2 separate regions of the Homo sapiens genome follow, and region 2 is linked to region 1. A link is an interaction called in ENCODE POLR2A ChIA-PET data of the cell type or tissue named here. Cell type or tissue: Panc1. All regions are shown on one strand. Links, peaks and the distances in the headings refer to the core of each region. The heading gives the core; the rest is flanking DNA. Region 1 has its middle 3.3 kb from the start of EMSLR. Region 2 overlaps COL26A1 (collagen type XXVI alpha 1 chain).

Region 1 (4,391 bases), core at 223-4,222:
TCACCTGAGGTTGGGAGTTCGAGACCAGCTTGACCAACATGGTGAAACCCCATCTCTACTAAAAATGCAAAATTAGCCGGGCGTGGTGGCGCATGCCTGTAATCCCAGCTACTTAGGAGGCTGAGGCAGGAGATTCGCTGGAACCCAGGAGGTGGAGGTTGCGGTGAGCCAAGATGGCACATTGCACTCCCGCCCCGGCAACAAGAGTGAGACTCCATCTCAAAAAAAAAAAAAAAGAAATGTTTTGTTTTTATATTATAAACCTAAAAATTTAGTCACTCAGTATTTTTTCATATTTAACAATACTGCTATCTTGTGACAAACTATCCATAACATAAAATTTGCCAATCTAACCTTTATTTTATTTTTTTTTTTTTGAGATGGAGTCTCACTCTATTGCCAGTCTGGAGTGCAGTGGTGTGATCTTAGCTCACTGCAACCTCCACCTCCTGGGTTCAAGCCATCCTCCTGCCTCAGCCTCCCGAGTAGCTGAGACTATAGGCGTATGCCACCACGCCCAGCTAATTTTTGTATTTTCAGTAGAGACAGGGTTTCACCATTGTCGGCCAGGATGATCTCAAAGTCTTGACCTTGTGATCTGCCCGCCTCAACCTCCCAAAGTACTGGGATTACAGGCATGAGCCACCGTGCCCAGCCTGCCTCTTTAGCCTAGGCTGGAGTGGAGTGGTGCCATCTGGGCTCACTTCAACCTCCATCTCCTTGGCCCAAGCCATCCTCCCACCTTAGCCTCCCAAGTAGCTGAGACTACAGGATCGCACCACCACGACCAGCCAAATTTTTACTGTAGAGACGGGGTTTCACCATGCTCCCCAGACTGGTCTCAAACTTGCGAGCTGAATCCATCCACCCACCTTACCAGGACCAGCCCATTCTAACCATTTGGAAGTATACAGTTCAGTAGCATTAAATACACTCACATTGTTATGCAACCATCACCACCATCCATCTCCAGAACTTTCTATGATCCCTAACTGAAACTCTATAACCATTGAACAACTCCCCTTTCCTCCTTCCCCCAGGCCCTGGCAACCACCATTCTATTCTATTTTTTGTCTCTGATGTTGCCTCCTCTAAGTCCTTTATACAAGGGGAATCATATGGTATTTGTTTTTTTGTTACTGGTTTATTCCAGGTAACCTAATGATCTCAAGGTTCACCTGATTGCAGCATGTGTCAGAATTTCCTTCCTTTTTAAGGTGAGCATGGTGGCTCATGCCCATAATCCCAGCACTTTGGGAGGCCAAGGCAAGTGGATGACCTGAGGCCAGGAGTTCAAAACCAGCCTGGCCAACATGGCAAAACCGTCTCTACTAAAAATACAAAATTAGCCAGGCGTGGTGGCGCATGCCTGTAATCCCAGCTACTCGGAAGGCTGAGGCAGGAGAATTGCTTGAACCCAGGAGGCTTGAGGTTGCGGTGAGCCGAGATCACGCCATTGCACTCCAGCCTGGGCAACAAGAATGAAACTCCATCTCTAAATAAATAAATAAATAAGCCAGACATGGTGGGGCACACCTGTAATCCCAGCTACTCAGGAGGTCGAGGCACAAGAATCGTGTGAACCTGGGAGGTGGAGGTTGCAGTGAGCCGACGTCTCGCCACTGTACTCTAGCCTGGGTGACAAAGAGAGACTCTGTCTGGAAAACAAAACAAAAAACCTTCTTTCCTTAAGAAGGTAGAATAATATTCCATCATATGGCCAGACCACATTTTGTTTATCCATTCATCTGTTGGCTATTTAGGTGTTTCCAACTTTTGACTTTAGTGAGTACACTGTAGCAGCATGGGTGTACAGCTCACCCAGGATATTTTGGAAGATTGTTGGCATTTATCTCCAAAAGTTTATTTATTTATTTATTTTTTGAGACGGGGGTCTCACTCTGTCATCCAGGCTTGAGTGCAGTGGTGCGATCTCAGCTCACTGCAAGCTCCGCCTCCTGGGTTCATGCCATTCTCCTGCCTCAGCCTCCTGGTAGCTGGGACTACAGGCGCCCGCCACCACGCCCGGCTAATTTTGTTTCTATTTTTAATAGAGACGGGGTTTCAGCATGTTGGCCAGGCTGGTCTTGAACTCCTGACCCTAGGTGATCCACCCTCCTCGGCCTCCCAAAAGTGCTGGGATTATAGGCCTGAGCCACCTCACCTGGCAGAGTGTGTTTTCCAGACTATGACAATTGCCTGGTAATTTAGCTTAAATTACATTCACCTGTTAGGATTACTGTGCGTACTGTTAATGTCAACTGAATCAAATCATCTTTCCATGACTGCTGCCTAACAAGAATCCATCTCAGCCAGCCCGGTGGCTCATGCCTGTAATCCCAGCCCTTTGGGAAGCCGAGGCGGGTGGATCACCTGAGGTCAGGAGTTTGAGACCACCTTGGCTAACATGGTGAAACCCCATCTCTACTAAAAATACAAAAATAAGCTGGGTGTGGTGGTACACGCCTGTAGTCCCAGCTACTCTGGAGGCTAAGGCAGGAGAATCTCTTGAACCTGGGAGACGGAGGTTGCAGTGAACCGAAATCATGCCACTGCACTCCAGCCTGGGCGACAGAGCAAGACTCAGTCTCATTAAAAAAAAAAAAAAAAAATCGACCTCATAAAATTGATCATCTCAAAAAGAAATTATTCTCATTTCACTTTAATGATTATCCAAGACCCCAGTATAAGAATTAACCCAGCAGATTTCGTTCACATTAATGGCCAGAGTATAATAACCCTTTAAATCTTTAAGAAACATGCTTCAGATTTCAAGTTTTGAGAGTCTTTCTTCTTCTTGTTCTAGTCTATCACTGAAGCTTTTGAGTTTACTTTGTATTTCATCCAGTGATTTCTTCAGCTTCAGAAGTGTCGTTAGGTTGTATTTAATAATATCACTGGAGTTGATAATTTTTTCCTGCAGTACGGTAACTCCTTCCATCTTTTTTCTCTGTTCTTTTCCAAATGATGCTTGTATTATGCCCACAACTGTATAATATGTATATTCAATTCTCTCTCCAAAATGTCTTCTGTTTCTTTTGGATGGGGATCTGCTGCTGGAGAATTACTGGGTTCCGTTGGAGGCGCCCCATTTCCTTGCTTTTTCATGTTTTCTGTGTCCTTCCGTTGAGATCTGTGCATCCTGTGAAAGTGGCTTCTTCCAAGTTTGTGAACTCGCTTTGTAGGGGAGGACTTCTTCCTGAAAATGTAGATAGGGTGTTGGTTAGCTGGGGCACTTTGGCTTTGATTTGGGGTAGTACTGTAGGCTCTGTATGATTTCTTGGGTGGCTTAGGGTGTGGTTATTAGTGGAGGCTGTGGTTGCTGGGGACTAGGCGGCCAGGTGGGCCAGTATTTGGGCCCCAGTGGTGGCCTGATCTTACCTATTCTTTAGTCCCAGAGCAGTGCATGCTGGCTCTGTTATTAGCGGGTTGTGGGGAGTGATTCGTGTGTCTCTAGGTGCCCTGCTCTAATGCTGGTAGTGGCAGCCACTGGCTGGGGGTGTGGCTGATCTCAGGCGTTGGGGCAGTGGGTGTGATGTGGGCAGGGTAGTTGCAGTTGGGGGGGCAACCCTCCGGAATCCAGGCGGTCCCTGCTGGTGTTGGTGGTGGCTGACCAGGTTGGGCGGGCACGCGAGTCCCCGGGCCTGTAGGTAGCCTGAGGTGTTATCCGCAGGCTGGGCCCCTGAACTCAGACACCGGGGAGGAGTGTTCAGCCGCCAACGGTGGCGGAAGAGGCAGAATAGTCACCAATCCCCAGGCCTCCGGCCCGCGTGCGCAAGTCCTCAGGAGGCAGAACCACCAGCGGACTGTCCTGAGGGCCCCGGGGTTCGGTCGCTGGCTAGGACGGACAGGGAAGGGCTGGTCCCCAGGAAAGCTCAGGCGGGGTAGAGCAGGCAAGCGGTTGGTTCGCGTCTGAGTCCCGCGGTGGCGGTGGGGTTATTAGTCTTTTCGGACGTATGAAAGCCTCTGGCCTCCCCGCTCCCTCCCTGGCCCTCAGCTGGGCGGCGGCGGCTGCAGCTGCAGCTGCTCAGGGCAGGGAAGCCCGTGGGCTCCACGTGGGCTCCTGCAACGCCGCTGGGGAATCTCTCGCCCGCTGCCCCCTACTCTGGAGGTCCACGAGGGTCAGGGGGCTGTGGAAGTCCGTGGGGGGACTGCGGAGCCCCCGGGGTCTCTCACTCACCCTTTCCCCGCGCGCAGGGGCTGCAGGCCGTCCTAGCCGATCCGATTTCTCCGCGCAGGCTGCCTGGGTGCCTCTGCTCCGCTCCTCGGGCTCCCAGTGGCTTCTCGGCTGAATCCCGCGTTCTCTTAGCCGATCGGCTGCAAGTGTGAAAACCTACCGGCGCCTTCGGTTCCCGCCAGAGGAGAGGCGCGTGCCGGCGGCATCCACCAGG
Region 2 (4,391 bases), core at 148-4,147, 82 kb before region 1:
CTGAGGCAGGAGAATTGCTTGAACCTGGCAGGTGGAGGTTGCAGTGAACTGAGATCGTGCCATTACACTCGAGCCTGGGCAACAGAGTGAGACTGTCTCAAAAAAAAAAAAAGAAAATAGGTGGTGATTGCCAGGGGCCAGGGGAGGACAGAAATGCAGTTAGCATTTCACAGGTACAGAGTTTCGGGGCTTTTTGTTTGTCTGTTTTTGAGACAGAGTTTTGCTCTTGTTGCCCAGGCTGAAGTGTAATGGCGCGATCTCGGCTGACTGCAACCTCCGTCTCCCGGGTTCAGGAGATTCTCCTGCCTCAGCCTCCCAGATAGCTGAATTACAGGCTTCCACCAGCACACCCAGCTAATTTTTTGTATTTTTAGTGGAGACAGGGTTTCACCATGTTGGCCAGGCTGGTCTTGAACTCCTGACCTCAGGTGATCCACCCGCCTTAGCCTCCCAAAGTACTGGGATTACAGGCGTGAGCCACGGCGCCCGGCCCAGAGTTTCAGTTTTGCAAGATGAAAAGAGTTCCAGAGATGGATGGTGATGGTGATTGCATGACAATGTAAATGTCTTTAATGCCACTGTGCTATACACTGGGAAATGGTTTAAGATGGTAAATTTTGGCAGGGCGCAGTGGCTCACGCCTGTACTCCCAGCACTTTGGGAGGCTGAGGTGAGCAAATCACTTGAGGCTGGGAGTCCGATACTTGGCCAACATGGTGAAACCCCTCTTTAATAAGAAACAAAAACTAGCCAGGTATGGTGGCGCATGCCTATAGTCCCAGCTACTCGAGAGGCTGAGGTATGAGAATCGCTTGAACCCAGGAGATGGAGGTTGCAGTGAGTCGAGATTGCACCACTGCACTCCAGCCTGGGTGACACAGTGAGACTCTGTCTTAAAAAAAAATATATATATATATATATATATATAAATATATATATATATATAATTATATTAAAATATATGTTAAAAAATATTACAATATATATATAAAATCTCTCTCTTTATATATATATGTATGTATTTATATATATATAAAGAGAGAGAGAGAGAGCGAGAGAGAGAATGCTTCACACTGCACTCCAGCCTGGGTGACAGAGTAAAACTCTGTCTCAAAAAAAAATAAAAATAAAAAGAAGAAAATAAAAGACAGTAAATCGTCTGTTAGGTCTATTTTACCACAATATAAATAATAAAAAGTTTAAAATGTTTGCAAAATACAATGATAAATGATTTTTCACTTTTCCAGATTTTCCAGGTTTTCTATAATAAATATAATCAAGGGGGAAAAAATAAACTTTTTTTTTTTTCAGTGTGTCGGGTTTCTTTCACCTAAACATCTGTGCTGACCACAGGAGCCTGAACCCTGAAGCACCCAGAGCCTGCTGGGCTATGGGCTTCCATCAGCTTTTTCTACCTGACACGAACATTTGGTTTCCATTCCCAACTCTTCTCATAATTCTTGGAGATCATCTCGTGCCGGTTTCGGGTCCAGCGGAAAGAAAGCAGCTCTTGGGAGTGTCAGCTTGCATCCCGTGGGGGTGGCTTTGGCTCAGCCAGCAGTGAGTCTGCCTTTCCCAGTGGCACCCCTGGCCGCCCCCAGAGCCCATCCATCCTGCAAGCTACCCACCCGCTGTCAGCAAAGCAGGCGCGTTTCCTGGTGTGCGGTAACCCTACCCCGGCTCTGCTCCCCAGGGGCGTGGCCAGGTTCTGGGATTAATCTAGGGCAGATGCTCTGTCCGACGCTGAGACAGCTGTCCCCACAAGCAGCTGTCCCGGACCTAGGCCTAGCAGGCAGACAACTTGCAATGCTACCACCCCCTTCCAGTACAGAATATTGAGCTTTCCTGCCAAACTCCTTACTCAGGCAACAGCCTGGACCCTCACATTGGGTCTGGGTCCACCGTGCTCCCTGTTCACTCCTGGTTCACTTCGGGTCAGAATCCAACTCCAGCCTTGTGAGCTCCTGCGTGAGTTGGACTTTGCAGCCCAAAAAGTCAACACAGCGCTGTCCCAGTGGGTCCAGCTGCCGTTGATTCAATAAGGGATTGTTTTAATTCACATCCTGTGCTCAGTGCTGGATTACCTGTCGTGACAGACATAACCTTCTGGGACAGGGCTCCTGACCCCCAGGGGCCTGCGGTTCAGCTGCAGATGAAGTGCGTGAAACGAGAACAAAGCAAGCCAGGGCCAGGTGCGGTGCACCGCTGCACTCCAGCCTGGGCAACAGAGTGAAACCCTATCTCAAAAAAAATAAAGATTAAAATTAGCTAGGTGGTGCACACCTGTAGTCCTAGCTACTCAGGAGGCTTGCTTGAGCCCAGGAGGTTGAGGCTGCAGTGAGCCGTGATCGTGCCACTGCACTTAGCCTGGGCAACAGAGCCAGACCCTGTCTCAAAAAATTAAAAAAAAAAAAAAAAAAAAAAACAAGCTAGGACAGGACCAGAGGAGGCCTGCTCAGGGCAGACACTCGGCAGGAGATACACAATTCAGAATGCAGTCTGGCCAACTGCAGCATCATCCCCTCTCTAGAACTTTTCTCTCCCCTCAGAGCCTTCTACTTCGGACATCCTCTGCAAAAAAGATGAAGCCCCACCCTTGATGAAACTCAACAAGGTTTTGAGGTTTTTTATTCCCCTATTTCTCTGAGGTATAACCAACATATAAAAATTGTGGCCGGGCGCGGTGGCTCACGCCTGTAATCCCAACACTTTGGGAGGCCGAGGCAGGCAGATCACGAGGTCAGGAGATCGAGACCATCCTAGCTAACTACTAGCTAACTAACATCCGGTCTCTACTAAAAATACAAAAAATTAGCCGGGCGTGGTGGTGGGCGCCTGTAGTCCCAGCTACTTGGGAGGCTGAGGCAGGAGAATGGCGTGAACCTGGGAGGCAGAGTTTGCAGTGAGCCGAGATCGCACCACTGCACTCCAACCTGGGCGACAGAGTGAGACTCAAAAAACAAATAAACAAATAAATTAAAAAATTAAAAAAAATTTTTTTCAATTGTATGGGGCCAGGCGTGGTGGCTCACGCCTGTAATCCCAGCACTTTGGGAGGCTGAGGCAAGTGGATCACTTGAGGTCAGGAGTTCGAGACCAGCCTGGCCAACATGGAGAAACCCCATCTCTACTAAAAATACAAAAATTAGCTGGGCATGGTGGCGGATGCCTGTGATCCCAGCTACTCAGGAGGCTGAGGCAGGAGAATCACTTGAACCCAGGCTGCGGAGGTTGCAGTGAGCCAAGATCACGCCACTGCACTGCAGCCTGGGCAACAGAGTGAGACTCCGTCACAAATATATATATATATATATACACACATATATATACACATATATATATATACATATTTAGTGTCGAGTATATATATACACACACACCGTATATACACACACATACTATATATATACACATATATATGTGTGTGTGTGTATATATATATATATATATAGTGTGTGTGTGTGTGTGTATATATAGTGTCAAATTGATTGGATTGAAGAATGCAAAGTATTGTTTCTAGTTGTTTCTGGGTGTTTTCAGAGGAGATTAACAGTTGAGTCAGTGGACTGGGTGAGGAGGACCCACCCTCAATGTGGGTGGGCACCATTCAATCGGCTGCCAGCGTGGCTAGAAAAAGCAGGCAGAGAAGGTGAAAGGAGCTGACTTGCTGAGTCTTCCAGCCTTCATTGTTCTCCCGTGCTGGAAGCTTCCTGCCCTCAAATATCAGACGCCAGGCTTTTCAGCTTTTGAACTCTTAAATGTACGCCAGTGGTTTGCCAGGGGCTTTCAGACCTTCAGCCACAGACTGAAGGCTGCACTGTTGGCTTCCTTACTTTGGAGGTTTTGGAACTAGGACGAACCACTGCTGGCTTCCTAGCTCCTCAGCTTGTAGACGGCTTATTATGGGACTTCACCCTGTGATTGCATGAGTCAATTCTCCTTAATCAACTCCCTTTCATATATACATATATATCCTATTAGTTCTGCCCCTCTAGAGAGTCCTAACACACACAATGACCAACACACATACACACACATTGGAAGACTATAAGAGTCTCCACTGGCCAGGTGCAATAGCTCATGCCTGTAATCCCAACACACTGGGAGGCCGAGGCTGGAGGATTGCTTGAGCCCAGGAGGTCAAGACCAGCCTGAGGCCAGGCACAGTACCTCATGTCTGTAATCCCAGCACTTTGGGAGGCCAAGGCAGGTGGATCACCTGAGGTCAGGAGTTCAAGATCAGCCTGTCCAACATGGTGAAACCCCATCTCTACTAAAAATACAAAATTTAGCTGGCTGAAGCCTGTAATCCCAGCTACTCGGGAGGCTGAGGCAGGAGAATGGTTTGAACCCCGGAGGCGGAGGTTGCAGTAAGCCGAGATGACGCTATT

The links. Peaks named below come from ENCODE experiments on the same cell type or tissue, not always from the same donor. Only the 100,000 strongest peaks of a DNase experiment are listed, where the experiment ranks them.
Region 2: POLR2A ChIA-PET joins it to region 1 with 9 read pairs; 4 of 35 experiments call an interaction of 5 or more read pairs at or near these places.

What each region holds. Positions count from the first base shown.
Region 1 is chr7:101,302,818-101,307,208 of GRCh38, reverse strand. No RefSeq gene overlaps it. Among named protein-coding and RNA genes, the nearest start is that of EMSLR, 3.3 kb to the left of the region's middle. RefSeq lists an enhancer at 3,698-4,391. In Panc1, for the core only: no CTCF peak of the experiment used is centred there; no DNase peak of the experiment used is centred there.
Region 2 is chr7:101,384,292-101,388,682 of GRCh38, reverse strand. The region is part of intron 1 of COL26A1 (collagen type XXVI alpha 1 chain); the gene reads right to left. Among named protein-coding and RNA genes, the nearest start is that of COL26A1, 24 kb to the right of the region's middle. RefSeq lists an enhancer at 1,790-2,405. In Panc1, for the core only: no CTCF peak of the experiment used is centred there; no DNase peak of the experiment used is centred there; H3K4me3 peaks cover 518 bases; H3K27ac peaks cover 1,374 bases.